3 separate regions of the Homo sapiens genome follow, and regions 2 and 3 are each linked to region 1. A link is a loop called in an ENCODE intact Hi-C map of the cell type or tissue named here. Cell type or tissue: mammary epithelial cell. All regions are shown on one strand. Each heading gives the region's core, and the rest is flanking DNA. Links, peaks and the distances in the headings are about the cores only.

Region 1 (5,000 bases), core at 1-5,000:
TTTACATACTGATTTCTTTTCAGAAATAACTATGTGTAGTGCTACAGAATTTAACAATAGGCAGAACACTACAGGATTTTAAGGCCAGTTTTAACAGTGATTCTGTATTTGGCCATTTCCTCCCTACACCAGACCTATAACCACACAAACTTGATGGAGCATGATAAAACTAAGAAAACTGCTATGAGCCAATAATCCCATAATTAAAATGTTCTAACAAAGCTTAGACGTGATAGATGAAGCTATTACCATCAATTCTGTATCCAGAATACACACATTTTAAAAACACCCTAATTACAGAAACCCACATCCAGTCAATACAATACATATTAGCAATTTCCCAATCCTTGGTAGAATAGAAATTATTCTGAAAGTTTAAGAAGGAAAAAATTATGTTCAGGTATTAATTTCAATAGAAGAGGCAATCTGCTTCCATGCAAAAACCCTGGAGTAGTGCTGTGAGTGTTACCCACAGAAGAAAAGCCATTTATAATTAGGTACGACATTACTTTTGTGACCACGTGTACCTCAAGGAGAAGGAAATAGACATGCCTTGTTTGCATCCTGTATCCTTGCCCAGATTAAATAAAGTGGACAGTTGAGGGCAGTTATTTGGAGATTTGGTTTAAGAAATGCTATTGGTCGACTACAGTGGCTCATGCCTGTAATCCCAGCACTTTGGGAGGCTAAGGCAGGTGGATCACGAGGTCAGGAGTTCGAGACCAGCCTGACCAACATGGTGAAACCCTGTCTCTACTAAAAATACAAAAATTAGCCGGGTGTGGTAGTGCACACCTGTAATCCCAGCTACTCAGGAGGCTGAGGCAGGAGAATCACTTGAACCTGGGAGGCGGAGGTTTCAGTGAACCGAGATTGTGTCACTGCACTCCAGCCTGGGTGACAGAGCGAGACTCCGTCTCAAAACAACAACAACAACAACAACAAAAAACCATGCTATTAAAAAGTAAAAGGAAGATTTGGGATATCTGTTAAAGACCTTACCTAAACGTATCTATGCTTATCTAGCATACATTCTGTAGATATTTTTGTAGCCTTCTTCACTTTGACCTTAGGCACAGACCCTTTATAAATGCTTATGTCAAAGAAATAGATGGATCATGAACAAATCTGTCCAATTCCTACAACATTTTAACAACTGCATCAGATCACCCTCAAAACTAAGACACTTAATTGAAAGGAAAACAGTTAGGTTGCTCACAATACTTCTAACCTCCTTTTTAAAAAGTTGCGAAGCCTACATATTTTGACTCCATTTTTATGAAATGTCCAGAATAGATACATCAGGAGAGACAGAAAGTAGATTACTGGTTGCCTGGAACTAGTGGGAAGAGGGAATGGGGAGCAATTGCTAATGGGTATGAGGTCTCATTTTCGGGGGATGCACATGTTCTGGAATTAGATAGTGGTGATGGTTGTGAATATACTGAAAACCACTGAATTGTACACTTTAAAGGGGTGAATTTTATGGTATATGCATTATATTACAATTTTTAAAATCACAAAAGACTAGAAATTATTAGTAATACCATATTCCCTACGTGCCAAATTATTTTTTAGCCTCAAATCATAGAATCCCAAAGCTTGGGCATGGTTCCTCAAGAGACCATTAAGTCTAACATGCATTTTGTGAATAGAGAAACTGACTTCCATAGAGGTGAAGTGACTTACCCAAGGTCACACACAGCAGTCGAGAGGAGAGCTGGCACCTAGGTGTCCTGACAACTATCTAGTGCCCCTTGCCACCACCACTATGTGGCCCACTCTCATGGTTTATCAAGCATGTCAACAATAACTAATTTGAATTATTTAAAATGAGGAATAAGTGGTTCAGACAAGAGGCTTTTATTTTTTTCTAATGAAAGCATAAATTATTCTTACAGATAAGAGAATCTCTGTGAAGGAGTAGATAAATTTGTTGTGGTAAATTTACCAGGCCCAAACTGAGATTTACCTGTAAATGTCCCTAGAGGAAAGTGGCCACATTAACAGACCAAGGGAGCCCTCTACCTGTGTATTTGTAGTATAGATTTCATTGACAAAATCCTTGACCTGGAAAGCTAAAAAGAAATTAAGACCAGGTATTCTATCTAGTCCTTTGCCCACCTTGGTTGGCTTCCAGCATTATTTTTAAGAAAATGTGTCTGAGGATGTATTTGTGGGAGCAATGGGATACACGGAGGAAAATCTACACAAAGTTCCTTTTCTGTGAATAAAAGGGACTGATTAGCAGCCTAAATAAAAGATCCAAATATATTTTTTTCCAGTGAGAATTTCATTAAAATAATTATTTCCAAAGAACTTTAAACTCCTTTGAGGATATAAAATGTTAGTAAGCATTTTTGTTCATCCAGCATGAAAGTTTCATTGTTTCTTTGTTTCAGCGAAAGATAGGGTTGAATGTAAAAATCTTGCAGGATCCTGAAAACATCCACCACAGAGCTGCTGTAAATGCGAACTATGGAATCAGTTTGCCATATATTAATCAGAGAAAAGCATGTGTAAGTAATGAGTTGTTTTAATGAGCTCTTATTTTTTTAAGAAATAAAAGTCATTTATTAGTAGTGTAAGATGTAATGTAGATGTTAAGTAAAGATTGTGATCCTTTTGTCTTTGGAATTTTTTGGAGATGAAATGGCTCTCATTCTGTTTATAATTAGCAATGATTAAGAAAATGTAAGCCTGTTTTTGAAGACTTATTTGTAGCTCATTCAGATTTCTCTATTTTATTTGATATTCCTAAATAATCTAGTACCATAATTTTAACGAGGAAATAATTTACCAGCAAAAAGAATTAATAGAGAAATTTTAAATATTGTATTTCTTTGATAGTAGGCTTACCACTAGAAAAATCCAAATAAAACAACAGCACAGAATCCTCTTCCATTGTGTATACTGTCATAATATGCAAATATTTGAGAATATTATTCTAAATCTGAGGCAAGCAGGGACTAAGCCTTTATGTCAGCAAAATAGTGAGAGGGAAAAATAGTCAAATGTAGATCTGCAGTAAGAGATCTCAGAGTCAATGCCATTTTTGCCATTGACTAGATGCTACCTTGTCCTAAAGCAAGGATTGTACTCTATGTTGTGGAGTTTTCTTAGGAGAATTAAGAGTAGTGCTTCATTTTAGCTGGGAAATTATTTAATTTGAGATCATTTCTAACACTGAAAACAATTACTGAGGTAACATCTCTATTTTTTTAAATACATTTTTAACCTTTGGCTTCTTTCAAAAGCTCTTAAATGTATGCCTTGGTGAAATCAAAACTAAAAACAAGATTAATGTTAGGATTAAATTGCAAAGCCATTTCTAACTAGCATAATAGTCTCTTAGGTTAATCTTCCAAATTTCCTACACAGACATTTTCAACTGCCTACTTCATTCGTGTAACCCTGAAATATATTTTCAGTTTCTTTATATGTGCTTTATGTTATTCTAACAGGTTTGGTTTAAGAGCACTTTATCTTACAAATACTTCTATAGCCTAAGAAATAACCAGAAAGTTAGATATTTTTATTCCTGCTGAAACTTTATTTAAAATGTCACTGTGAATAATGTGAAAGGGTTTTTATCTGCTTCCCATGAGCCCAAAGCCCCTGAAATACAAATATTATTTCTCTGGCAACACAGACAGAAGCAGATTTCTCTTTTGTTGTTGGTTTTCCTCTTCCATCTAGAATTAATATTGGCTTAGCTGGAGGAGTACTGAGGCTTTGTAGCCCGAGGCAACTGCTGTGTTTCATGTGAACTTTTTCTGATGAGTACTGGAGTTTTAAAAGGCATACCTCTAGATTTAAAAAGGATTATGCTTTGCTTTATGAATCTGAATGAAGATTCAGACTTAAGCAAATAGAGATTTCAAAATTATATCCAAAACTTGGGGCAGATTCTTAGTCATTAATTGTGTATTTTTCCAATTTCCAAATAGAATGAGTGCCTTGGATGTTGTATCTACATACTTTGAGCAAAGAGAATTTGGGAAAGCACTTCCCTTTTATGACATATAGCTAATAGATATTCATTTACTGTATTAAATCTCCTTTTTCCATCAAACTTGATGCCATAAAAATCTACACCAGAGCAATTTAAAATTGGATATACATTGTGTATATTTTTTTCAAACTGTTGGCCTTTTGATCAAATAGTTAGTTGACCCTATCATTTTATGTTGATATAGTTGTATGGTAATACTAACTGAAAAACAGTATTTTCATTTTGGATTTATAAAACAGAAGCATTGTGCAAAAAGTACTGTGAGAGAAGTGTGTTCAGGTATTTGGTTTTAAACAGTCATATAAAGCATTTGGGGATAAATGCAGTTGTGATTTACCACTTATAAAAATCATTTCAAAAGCACTTACCCAAACTAGAGTAATGTGTCTAGCATTGGGATGTATAGTTAATTAGAAAGGCATCATCAAAGCTAATCATTTTAGAACTAAACACTCAAACGGGATTATTATTTGGCTGCCGAGGGCCATGTGTTTCGTTACTTCTTATGAAACTTGATCAGCTTGTCAAAAGCTTGTAAATAACCTTAGACATTTTTGACAGAGCAAATGTGAATATGTAGCCAATTTCCATTATTTGTTCCTAGAAGCTGGTATCTTCTCCATCTTATGAAGTGGTGTATTCCTCCTGATAATAAGAGGCTGATGCCAGGATTTTAGTGCATTGAAAACACATATACCCCCTGCCACACACACATACTCATATTGCAAAACTATCTTCAGAATTTTATATCCTGTGACTCTGTTATGTAAAATCAATTTACCAAAAACATATTAAAAGTGAGACTCACTGGTGATTTTTTCAATATCTTCAATCTGCCAAATAGTAACAAACAACCTTCTAACATTTTTTCTAGTAGGTCCTCAAAGGTATGTGGAAACAAGAAGAAATCCCTGGTACTGTTCATGTTCCCTCACTGACATCCAGTTCCAGTTAGACTTTATAATACAACACATTAAGAAATCTA
Region 2 (5,000 bases), core at 1-5,000, 260 kb before region 1:
ATTACAGGCGTGAGCCACTGCACCCGGCCACAGTTCTTAATTTTAATGAAAATCGAATGTATCAGTTCTTTATGGTTAATGCTTTGTGCCCTATTTAAGAAATCTTTGCCTATCCCAAAGTCATAAAGATATTCTCCTATGTTTTCTTCTAGAAGCTTTATTTCCCATGCACATCTTCATACTCTAACTATGTGTATATGTATCACTAAGTATATATAATTTTTTTAGTTTTAGATTCGATACAATGTAGCACATATTCTGCAACTTATTCTTTGCACTCAGTAGTGTATTTGAGAGCTTAATCTTTGTTGATACATGTAGCTCACATTCATTCACTTTCACTGTAGCAAAGTTAATTACACTGTGTACATAGATCATGATGTATTTACCCTTTTTCTTGCTGATGGACATTTAGGTTGTTTCCAATGATCATCACCATAAGTAATGCTTCTATGAACATGCATGCACGTGCCTCCTGGTGTGAGAGTGTCTCTGGGATACATGCTTCACAGACCAGGAGGCTGTGATTTGGAAGCTGTAGAAACTCTGCACTTGGAGGGGGTGCCTCTGGGGCTGTTGAGGAGTAGGACTGGTGAGATAGACCAGTGAGTGGGTGGAGTGGGGGTGCTACATAGTCCTGGCTCTGGGCCCAGACCCCTGTTTCATCCAGAGCAGATTTGCTTTCATGCTTTATAACCTGGGGTTCTGTTTAACTCTTTGTTTGAAAAATCAGTTCTGCTTTAAAAAAAATAGATTTCTTTTAAACAAGTGACTGTGTTAAGACATTGTTCCCAAAGGGTTATAGGTTAAAAAAAAAAAAAAAAAGGAGTCTAGGTTTGGTGGCTCATACCTGTAATCCCAGCACTTTGGGAGGCCGAGGCAGGCAGATTGCTTGAGCTCAGGAGTTCAAGACCAGCTTGGTCAACATGACGAAACCCCACCTCTACAAAAAATACAAAAAATTAGCTGGGCATGGTGGTGCGCACCTGTAGTCCCAGTTACTTGGGAGGCTGAGATGGGAGGATTGCTTGAGCCTGGGAGGTGGAGACTACAATGAGCCATGATTGTGCCACTGTACTCAGCCTGGGTGACTGGGTGACAATGCAGGACCTTGTTTCAAAATTTAAAAAGGATGAGCCCTTCAGCCTTCAGCCTAAAAGTCTGCTCACCACTATCACTCTACATTGTGAATTAACCCTTCACGTGCAGCCCTCCCTCTTCTCATCCCCAGCTAGACGGCTTATTGGTGTATCCTCAACTGTCCAGCTAATAGGCTTGTTGATACGTTGATTCACTGATGAATGACCCTTTGAATAACTTGGCAGCATCATCTCATATTTGTACATTGTACAGTTCACAAAACAGGTTCATAGCTATCCTTTGCTTCAAAACTGCCAACACAGAGCCTCAAGGATTATGTGGTGGAAGAATCACTATCCTCACTTCACAGAGGTGATCCTAGGTCTCGGGGAGATGAGGAGGCTTGAGGTCTTGTGACTGGGTGCTGGCAGATTGGAACTTGGACCCAGGCCTTTGAATCCCGGCATTGTGCCAACTCCACTGTTGAGTGTGGCCTGAAAACACGGCCTTAATCCAGCCGTTAATTAATAACTAACTTGTGTGTTGGCCTCTGCAGTTTACAAAGTCTCTCCCTTAGGTCATTTCTTTTAATCTCCACAATCCTTTGGTGGCTGGATGTTGTTATTATTTTCCCCCAACCTGTCCCTTTGCAAAGAGGGGAAACTAGTGCTCAGAGGGTTGAAGTGTCTTACCCAAGGGCACACAACTATGGCTACAGAGCTACACTCAATACCCAGCTTCCAGCTTCCCTGTCCTCTGTTCCCCATCCTCTGTTCCATCCCTCACTTTTCTTCCCATGGGCAGGCCCTGGAGATGTCTGAGCATGTGGGCTTTTCAGCCACCCTCCAGCAGCCTGAAGGCCTGGCTCTCCTGGGCAGGCCCAGGAAACGCCTGGCTCAGTGGTGCTGAGCAGCCCCTCCCATGAGGCCTCGAGTTGTTTTTCTTATCTAAATAAACTCTACACAAACATGGGCACATTACTCATGTGTGAGTTATTTGCGATAGCATAGCCCAGAGATGGGGAAATCAGTTCACACTGGAACTATGTCTCAACCTGGTCAAAAAACAAATGGGGAAATGGAGTTCTAGGCCCAGGGCAGCAAAACTCAAACCCACACCCCATCTCAAGCCCAGGGAAAACTTCTGCCCCTGGTCACATGCTCTGTGGACCCCACTGGAGGGAAGACAGAACCCACCTGTGCCTAGGGAAGGACATGAGGGAGCTCCAAGGGGTGGGCTCTCGCTTCCAAGGCCAGCCTCTCTTCCCACAGGCCATCTTGAGGAAAGACAGAGACACACCCGCAGAGCAGGAGATCTCTGCTTTATCCTCTAAGCATTTTGCAAAATGAGTGCTGGAATCCATACCTGGTCCTTCTCCCCACATGTAATTAGATTCCTTCAACTTTTGGACTTGGATCTTTCACCAGAAGGCCTTGAGATCAGGGGAGGGGCTTAAGGAGCTGCTATATAAATGAAGACGTGTAACTTAGCTCAGTGCCTGGCAGGGACCGGCTGCTTTCATTACGGTTGAGGGGCAGTTGTTTGTGTGTGTGATGGGAAAGAGAGATGATGCTAAAAGCTGTTTATCTTGGCCCACCATCACATACCTTCCCAAAGGCTTACACACCCACTCTCTCAGGCATGTTTATTACCTCATCATTTAGGTGAGGGCCTCTCAGAGAAGTTCTATGATGTGCTGGAGGTACCCACGGGATGTCAGTCATAAACCATGGAATGTGGGTTTTGTGTTTGCAAAGGGCTCTTGGACACAGGATCTCAAAGGAATTCTTGACAGAGCTAGAAAAAGAGCCTTAGCCCCCTGACCCCTAGATCAGCAGATTTTGCTTCCAGAAAATGTTTCTAGGATGCCCAGCTCTCTGGATATGACTCATATTGGTCCCAAGGAATGACAGCCCTGCACATGGCTTCTGCCCCAGGGCTCTGGAACTGTGCTGCCTGGCCCCTGTGGTCACAGGGATTCCTTGCTCCTCTTTACCAGCTTCAGACCAAGGGACTCGAGCTTGGAGAGGCTGTGGTTACTGTGCTGCGTGGGTCTTGTCCTGGAGACCTTGTGTGATTCATCTTCGTGTTCCCACAGGGACTGTCACTAAGACAGGGCTGGGTTAAGACCCTTAGATATCCTGAAAGATCAGTCCTCCCTCATATGAAATTCAAAGAAAAACAATTCTAAATCTGAAAAAAATGCCACCCATCCATGTGGGCTGAGCTCAAAATAGCTTCCTTCTAGAGATTTTGATTGCAAAATCCTGGATGAATGCAATAAAGCTGAACTTTTTTCCTTGGCCTAGGAGTGGGGCAAGGAAGGGAGGGGTTTTGCCATTGGTCTAAGCACCTACTTGCTCTGCTTCCTGAGTCACCCAGATTGCCAAGGGGGTCTTGTACGTGGTAGATGTCAGCCCACGTCTTCTAAATTGAATGACGTGTGCCTGTTTCCCAGAAGAGGAATAAATCCAAGCAATAATGTGTCAAAGTATGGGCACAGAGTCTGAGCCAGCAAACACACACACACACACCCATGTGCACCCGTGCACACACAAACACAAGCCCATGCAGGTACACAGAGGGGAAGGGGAGCGGGGGGAGGGGGGAGGAGGGAGGAGGAAGATAATGTGTGGGGACCCAGCAACCTTTCTCAGTTCCAGTTTAAATGAACAGCAAAATAAAAACATGTTGTTCTCTCTCATAATTAATAGATGTGCTTGGAGTTTCACCTCTTGCCAGGCCCCTCCCCTGGTGCTAACTGACCCTTTATGGACAAGGTTTCCACAGAAGTATCAGCTACTAACCCTGAACCACGTGGCTGGAAGGCTGGGCCTGGAACCTTTAACTTCACGGAAGATGCACCTCCACAAAGGGTTTTTAGAATTTCCTGTTGCAGCCCCAAGAAGAGGAATGCATTTCTACCTAAAACGGGCTTAGATCTGCTTAAAAAAATAACAACAACGGTAAAAATACACTTAATGAATGTGTAACAAACCACAAAAACCACAGAAAGTGGGGTTTGAGTTTGAGGGGGAGTGCATAATTGTGTGTATTTTAGACATTAAATTAAGGTAACATGGCCTCATTTGGAAAAATCTGAGGGGAGGAAGGAAAGCACCATGAAAATGTGAGTTCCATGCTGGCTGGGAGTTCAACTCTACGGTACCCAGTGAAGCGTCAAGGGTGGAGAGTGTTCCTTTGTCAGTGTGTGTGTACATTTGTTTTTCATTCATTCATTCAAATATTTACTGAGAGACTACTTTGTGCCAGGCACTGTCCTGGACACTTGACAACAGAGCCATTAATTAGATATACAAGTTCCCACTCTGGCTACTCACGTCATTGGGAACAGAAATGATATTTTCTGGCTCTTGTATTAAACTAACTGCATGCTACTCAAGGGCAGCAGGCCAGGCTCTTCTCTTGTGGCATTTCTTCTACAAAGCACCCTGAAGTGTGTGCCCACAATGGATGCTCAGGCAATAGGCCCAATGTGTGCCCTGATGCCCTGGTAGGCACTAGACTTCCTTTTCTTCTATCACCTCCTCTCCTGCTCTTATCTCCTAGGCCTCCTGGGTGGCCTTGGCAGAATAAGGCCCTGAGAGTTTAGCAGTTGATTAAAGCTGGCAAGAACTTGAGGTGTTACTCTCTCATGGTCATTTGCATCTAGTTATGGGAATTAGGTCAGAGCTAGGAGAGTCTCAAAGGCAAAAAGCTTTCAGCTAGAAGAATGACAGCTCCATGGCAGGGTGGAAAGAAGAATTCCAAGGCAGAGAAGAACCCAGAGAAGAACTAAGTAGCAGTGTCTGCAGTGGGTAATGAAAGGAGGGCACTGAGTCATGTATTTGCAGCTTGCAATGCCAGTCGGCTCCCTTCATCTTACAGATGAGGAAGCCAAAACTAGGAGTGTAAACAGC
Region 3 (6,526 bases), core at 1,527-6,526, 64 kb before region 1:
GGCAAATGCATGTACCAACTACTGTCCCATCCACAGGCCTTACCATCTTCAGACACTCTATCGCAGACCAAGATCATCACCTCAGGTAACCATGCTTTTGCCAGTGGAAGCCATGAGGAGACACTATCAAGGCCCGATTTCTAGAGGGAACAAAAAATATAAACAAACAAAAACAGAAAAGAGATAGTCAGACAAAATGTAATGGGAAAAAAAGAAGGCATGCAATAATTTCTTATTCAAGCCTTCATAGAAAACAAAGTCTTACTTGTGTGCTGTCAAAGTAAACCACAAATGCTTGGACAGATTCTGCAATCTCTGCAGTAACAAGAAATTTGTTTGGCACCACACATAGATTGATGTCTGCTGAATAGTATTTATTATCAATGGTCCAGGGATAAAATCTCACAGCATCATTGGAAGTCACTTCCACAATAAGATCTTCTGTTCCAAGGATATCTAAAAATAAATGACAACATTACCATGTAAAGTGCAAAACCAATATACATTGGTTGATTTTCTCAGTCAGATACCAGATAAAGCTGGTACTTTTGCTGTTTCCTTTTATGTGAGGATTTCAAAGGACCCTGCATTTATTAGCTTTAATCCTATATTCTCTGATCATCTGATTATAAAAGTTATGGTGATATAATTTAAGTCATTGACATTTTCTCTTTAAGAACACAAAAATCATTGTGAACTAGATTAGACAGTAGTAAAGGAAAAAACAGTCATATAACCAAATATCCAGAAAAGAGCAAGTAGAAGACAAAGAATGACAGCTCTATTTATTGTATTGCTTAAGTACTTCATAGGAGGTAGACAATAACAATCTTCTAGAATTTGTAACTATTTTGTACTTATTGCAAACTAAAAGGAAGATAGGATTAAGGCTAAACCATTAATAAAATAGAAGAGCTACATATATTTCTTGGACTGAATGCTTAGACATTAATTCAGCTAATGAAATAAAAGAATGGATACTGATAAATGACCCCAATCCTATTTATATTCAGCCTTGTTCACATTCTTTGAAAGCCAACCTAAATTCTTGTTTGATCAAGACACTTCCGATAAATTTTAAATGTGTAATAGCCAAGCAAATTACTATAAATGTTTTAGATTATAACTGAATCTTTTGGAAATCTATGTGCAGCATGTATATAACAGGAAATCCCCACAGTAAGAGACAAGTCAATGGTGAACAAATGAATATAGACATGGTTATGGAGCCATGGAAGCATTTTGCTTCCATTATGTTATACAGTATTTACAACTGGAAGAGAAGTTAGAAGTTGTTCCAACCTAAACTCCCGTCTCTCACACCCATACCCATAACCTCCACTTTATACAAATGTGGAAAATCAGCTTATAGAAGTAAAATGACATGCCATTAATTGACTTATCAGAAGAATATAATGAAAAACAGTCACAAACTCCTCGTCAATGCATACTAAGATGAACACGTATTAATGAAATGTGCCTCAAACTCATAATTAGCAAGACACTGAAAACTAGAAATTAAATTTTAACTCCCAGAGCTAACATTATATATTTGAAAAGTTGCCATCATTTTTGCTCAACATAAAGTTATGGGGAAATTATTTAGTCCAAAAGACTGCTAGGCATTATGTATAAAGTGTGTGTGTATGAATATATACATGCATGAATTCTTTTTATTAGTAAAGTTTCATCATGCAGTTAAGAGGAACGAATCTTCTGAAGAATAAAAGGTCGGCCCTTTTTTTAGCAAAAAAATTAAATTTAAAATAAATTTAAGGTTTTATTTTTGATATAAAGCATATCATGAAATTAACTTTTAAAATTTTTTCACCAAAACCAGAATTGTTACTCTTAAATTAACAGAAGGTCTATGTCAATATTTGACAATCTGAGTGCATCCCATCTCTTTAAGAAATCAGCAGTTCTTTCTACTTAATTTCTACCCGAAGTCATAATCTTTTACTTAGTGTCAGTCAATTCCATCGCAACCAGCTGCTATGTCCCTTATGGAGCATTAAGACAATTTCAGGGGAAATAAACAGGAGAAACAGGTAAGTTATTAAAATCAAAGATGTTGTTTTCATGTAAATGTCTCACAGAAAAACAAAAACTAGATCAAAGTCTACACTGTTACACTCCAAACTTCAAGAAGGTGGCATAGTAACACGTGGCTGTGTTTCTAAGAGCTGAATACTGGCACAGCTAACACACATACCACAATATGCTGATAAATACACATATAAAAGAAAGAAACTAAAACAAGGAGCAAAGCAAAAAAATGTATAAACTAACTTTTTAATGGTGAAAGGAGCCACCACATAAAATCAGTCTTAATTTTTTTTTTTTTTTGAGACGGAGTCTCGCTCTGTTGCGCAGGCTGGAGTGCAGTGGCGTGATCTCGGCTGACTGCAACCTCCACCTCCCGGGTTCACACCATTCTCCTGCCTCAGCCTCCCCAGTAGCTGGGACTACAGGCACCCGCCACCATGCCCAGCTAATGTTCTGTATTTTTAGTACAGACAGGGTTTCACCATGTTAGCCAGGATGGTCTCGATCTCCTGACCTCGTGATCCGCCCGCCTCGGCCTTCCAAAGTGCTGGGATTACAGGCATGAGCCACCATGCCCACCCATTCTTGGGTAATTTTTAAAAATAGCAAACTGAGTATTTTTTAAAGGAGAGAAGCACAAATAAGAAAATACAGTAATGAATTCACTTGTTGCTAAGGGGCAAAGTACAAAGGCAGGGGGACTAATATTCCTGTCATTGCTATAATCAGTTCTTGATATTTCCTAAATTGGTTGTATTGTTAAAAACTGATATCAAAAAATTGGGGTTATGCTTTCTTTGCTCCTCGACATGAGAAATATAAAATCACTTAAAATGGCATTACTAACTGCAATTTAAAATTACTAACTGCAATTTAAAATATTTAGATCCATTAATGATGGCTAATTTTATTAATGTTTAGAACACAAAAGAACAAAACAATGTTTGTTACTCAGAGTGCTTACAATTTCAATTTTATACTTTCATTTTCAAATGATTAAGACATTTACTTAACATGGAGAAAGAAGCTGTTTCTTTCTCTTTTCTCCAAACCTAGACAGGAATGGAACCAATAAGTTGGGAAAATGAATTTCACATTTCAGTGTTTCAGTAGCTAGTGGGCTTTGGTTTTTGTTTTATTCTCTGTGCTGCCTAAAACAAGTTGATAGCTCAATTTACTTATCAGATTTTTTTTTAACATTTTATGTCTAATCAAACACTTTCTTCAAGGCTGCATATGGACTTTATTATCACATCTGTGCCATATTAGAGCTAGGGAGAGAATAGTAAAGACTGTCTCATTCTAATTCTTATTACCAATATCATAATGTAGAGTTTAATTTAAAAAATGTAAATGTCTACACTAAATATAGCTTTCTTCCCTCATGTTTTCTATTTGATTTTCAAATGCTTAACAAGTTTATTCTTTTCCAAATTAAAATGAAATTATTCAAACTGTGCACATGGCTAAAGGTTTCTGGAGAGCAGCTAATATAATTCACTCATTTTACAGATGAGGAAACTGAGGCCCAGGAAAAAAGAAGCCACTTGCCTAATAGGAGCAGAGCCTAAAACTGGATTCAATTCGCCAACATTCTTTCCTACTACACCGTGATGTTACAATACTTAGCACCTGAGCTGGATCACACTTGAGTCTCTAATAATCACAAGCCAAAACTAGTCTATAGACCTAAAGGATCCTCTGCCCTTTTAGGAACACCAAAAATAATAGCCAGAATAGGGGCACAATTATATACGGATCTGCAGCACAATTAACCCATCAGAAAACTGTCTATGACATTCAGGTATTTATATGTCAAAGATGAGTCACAGTGATCTTGAGGTTTTTTTGTTGTTGTTTTTTTGTTTTTTGCCAGACTTCCTAGAAAAACCTGCAGTGGGCTCCCTTCTTTGTCCTTCACTAAATTATTATGTTGTAGACTCCGATATGCACAAAGAAAATCAAGAGCAGCTTTCCCCTCCTCCTGGTCGATGCCAGCCTGTCTCATTCACACTGTTGGCAGCCACCTGGTGGAGCTGTAATACATCATTTTTTAAGAGACAAACACTAGGTGTTTACTTGCCAGGTCTGTTACTACAAACTCCATTTCACAGCTTACAATAGTTAATTTGTAGTGCTTTTACAAAGGAAGTTAGATGCCAACCCAGTTCTAGTAGCAAACATAAACCTTTCCTTCAGTATTAAGTGCAAGTATAAACCTCTATCCCGATTTGAGAAACTTTTTACAAAGCCATCAATTCTCCAGTAACTCCCATTTACTTTCTCACATCCTTGGTCAACTTCTTTTCCCTATAATCTCATATGGTAAGTTACAGGAAATAAGATTCAAGAGCTTTGAAGGAAGCCATGTGCCAAGGCAACATTTCAGTTCAGTAATCCAACATCTTCCTCTTTTTAATCAGCTTTCTACTGTTCCCTGCATATCCTAATAATGATCCTTCCCTCAGAGAAAGTACAAATGTGGTAACCAATCAAATGAAAGAAAAGAGGCAGCTGGCTTTCTATGGTTCAGAATCAATAACAGGTGATACTCTCTTTAGCATGAATTAGAAGGCAACATGAAGTTCAAGGTGAATTCCCCAAACACCACAAATATCTGTTCTCCTACACACACACACACACACACACACACACACATTTTATCTATATATAAACATGCACACACACAACCCTTACCTTATGTCCTCACCTATCCACCTCAGCCAAAAAAGACAAATGCATTCTAAACTAGGCATGTTGATACTGTTATGGATTTTTTGTGTCTCCTTCAGTAGTAGGGTAATTAAGTACACTTTTAATATCAGTAGTAGTGCACTTAACCAATCATGACATTCTTTGTGAAGCAAAGTTGTCCAGTGGTTAAATCATATTTTCTATGCCCTGAGGGAAGTGACAGCTGCCACCTCAAATCAAGATGATCCTTCCGGAAACCAGCACTCTTCTCAGAATGCAAAGTTGGTTTTATTCTTTCTCATAAACTGAAACTGCCTTGACAGCCAAGCATCATAACCTCTCACCCCAGATATGAGTGTCTTTCATGGGATCCACTCTTCTGGAGACCCAACATTCTTCTTTCTTCCCTTTGTGAAGCCAGTACTAACGAGAAGGGAGAAGAGCATGGAAAATAGACAGCACAGACCTGGGGTCGGACAGGCCTGCATTTGCATGCTGGCTCTCTGCAAAGCCTTGGGCAGATTAACCTCTCGGTGTCTCATTTCCTTACCTGCAAATGGGGATGAGAACACTCCTCAAAAGGCTTAAATGAATTCAATGAAACTATGTCTAAGAAAGTGCAGGCACTGGGCACAGTAAATATTCATTTCCTTCTTCCCATCTCACTTTTTTTCACATTTGTGACAGCACTCCTGACTAGAGGTAGGTTACAGATGCACTGAGGAGTTAGTAAGATACATTACAATCAGGAAATAACCATCTCCTTTAAGCTGCTCTAGCCTTGCCCTTCCACCCCAGACCACCCCCTAAAATAAAGTTGAAATTTTTCTTTTCCACTGCTAAGGCATATGCTGAGACAGAAGAGAAGGCAATTAGGAAAATTATAGGAGGCAGCAGAGTCTGACGTCAGCTGAAAGGAAAAGTAGCTATTATGAAAGAAAAGAACTGAGCAAAATATGACTTAGGAAAAATTCAAAACCTAGAGTTTTCATTAACCAGCAAGCGAAAAGACAGACTTTTAAAAATCATATCGGGGCCGGGCGCGGTGGCTCACGCCTGTAATCCCAGCACTTTGGGAGGCCGAGGCGGGTGGATCATGAGGTCAGGAGATCGAGACCATCCTGGCTAACAAGGTGAAACCCCGTCTCTACTAAAAATACAAAAAATTAGCCGGGCGCGGTGGCGGGCGCCTGTAGTCCCAGCTACTCGGGAGGCTGAGGCAGGAGAATGGCGTGAACCCGGGAAGTGGAGCTTGCAGTGAGCCGAGATTGCGCCACTGCAGTCCGCAGTCCGGCCTGGGCGACAGAGCGAGACTCCGTCTCAAAAAAAAAAAAAAAAAAAAAAAAAAAAAAAAAAAAATCATATCGGATTCATACTGTTGCAAGCAATTACAATTTCTTACCCACAACTTCATGAGAATGTCATACAAGGTGGGTGCTGCTCTGTCAAATATTTTGCAGTAGTTGTGAAAAGGTTAGTCCCTAAATACTGAAAGTAGATTATACTGCTCCAGTGGAAAGGGACTTTGTAGCATGGTAGTATTTAAAGGTTAAAACTGTGCAACATTAGAGTTGACTTTACAGACAAATGTCAGGAAACTCATATCTGAGATTCCCTGTGTAATCATACCCCAGTCTTCTGGTGCAAGTTTATGCAGTATTTGTTGCAGTTTATATGACAGGTCGATCACTGGAGTAGTATGGACTTGCTGAGGTAAGAGTCACTGGAGTAGCATAGACTTGCTGAGGGAAGAGTAACTGGATTGACTTAAAGCAACATACTG

What was found. Hi-C counts contacts between places; a loop is a spot of excess contacts. Peaks named below come from ENCODE experiments on the same cell type or tissue, not always from the same donor. Only the 100,000 strongest peaks of a DNase experiment are listed, where the experiment ranks them.
Region 2: a loop joins it to region 1, with 14 times the contacts of the local background. A loop is called at or near these places in 7 of 110 quality-filtered maps.
Region 3: it touches region 1 in a loop (7-fold over the local background); 18 of 110 quality-filtered maps call a loop at or near these places.

What each region holds. Positions count from the first base shown.
Region 1 is chr15:67,301,937-67,306,936 of GRCh38, forward strand. The region is part of intron 4 of IQCH (IQ motif containing H); the gene reads left to right. Among named protein-coding and RNA genes, the nearest start is that of IQCH, 50 kb to the left of the region's middle. In mammary epithelial cell, for the core only: a CTCF peak has its summit at 2,012; no DNase peak of the experiment used is centred there.
Region 2 is chr15:67,046,883-67,051,882 of GRCh38, forward strand. All of the region lies in intron 2 of SMAD3-DT (SMAD3 divergent transcript), which reads right to left. Among named protein-coding and RNA genes, the nearest start is that of SMAD3-DT, 15 kb to the right of the region's middle. In mammary epithelial cell, for the core only: no CTCF peak of the experiment used is centred there; DNase peaks (open chromatin) are centred at 2,019, 2,769 and 3,479; H3K27ac peaks cover 2,610 bases.
Region 3 is chr15:67,236,365-67,242,890 of GRCh38, forward strand. AAGAB (alpha and gamma adaptin binding protein) reads right to left here. Exons shown (of 10, transcript NM_024666.5): 2 at 266-456; 3 at 44-140. Among named protein-coding and RNA genes, the nearest start is that of AAGAB, 15 kb to the right of the region's middle. RefSeq lists an enhancer at 4,516-4,605. In mammary epithelial cell, for the core only: a CTCF peak has its summit at 4,068; no DNase peak of the experiment used is centred there; H3K27ac peaks cover 423 bases.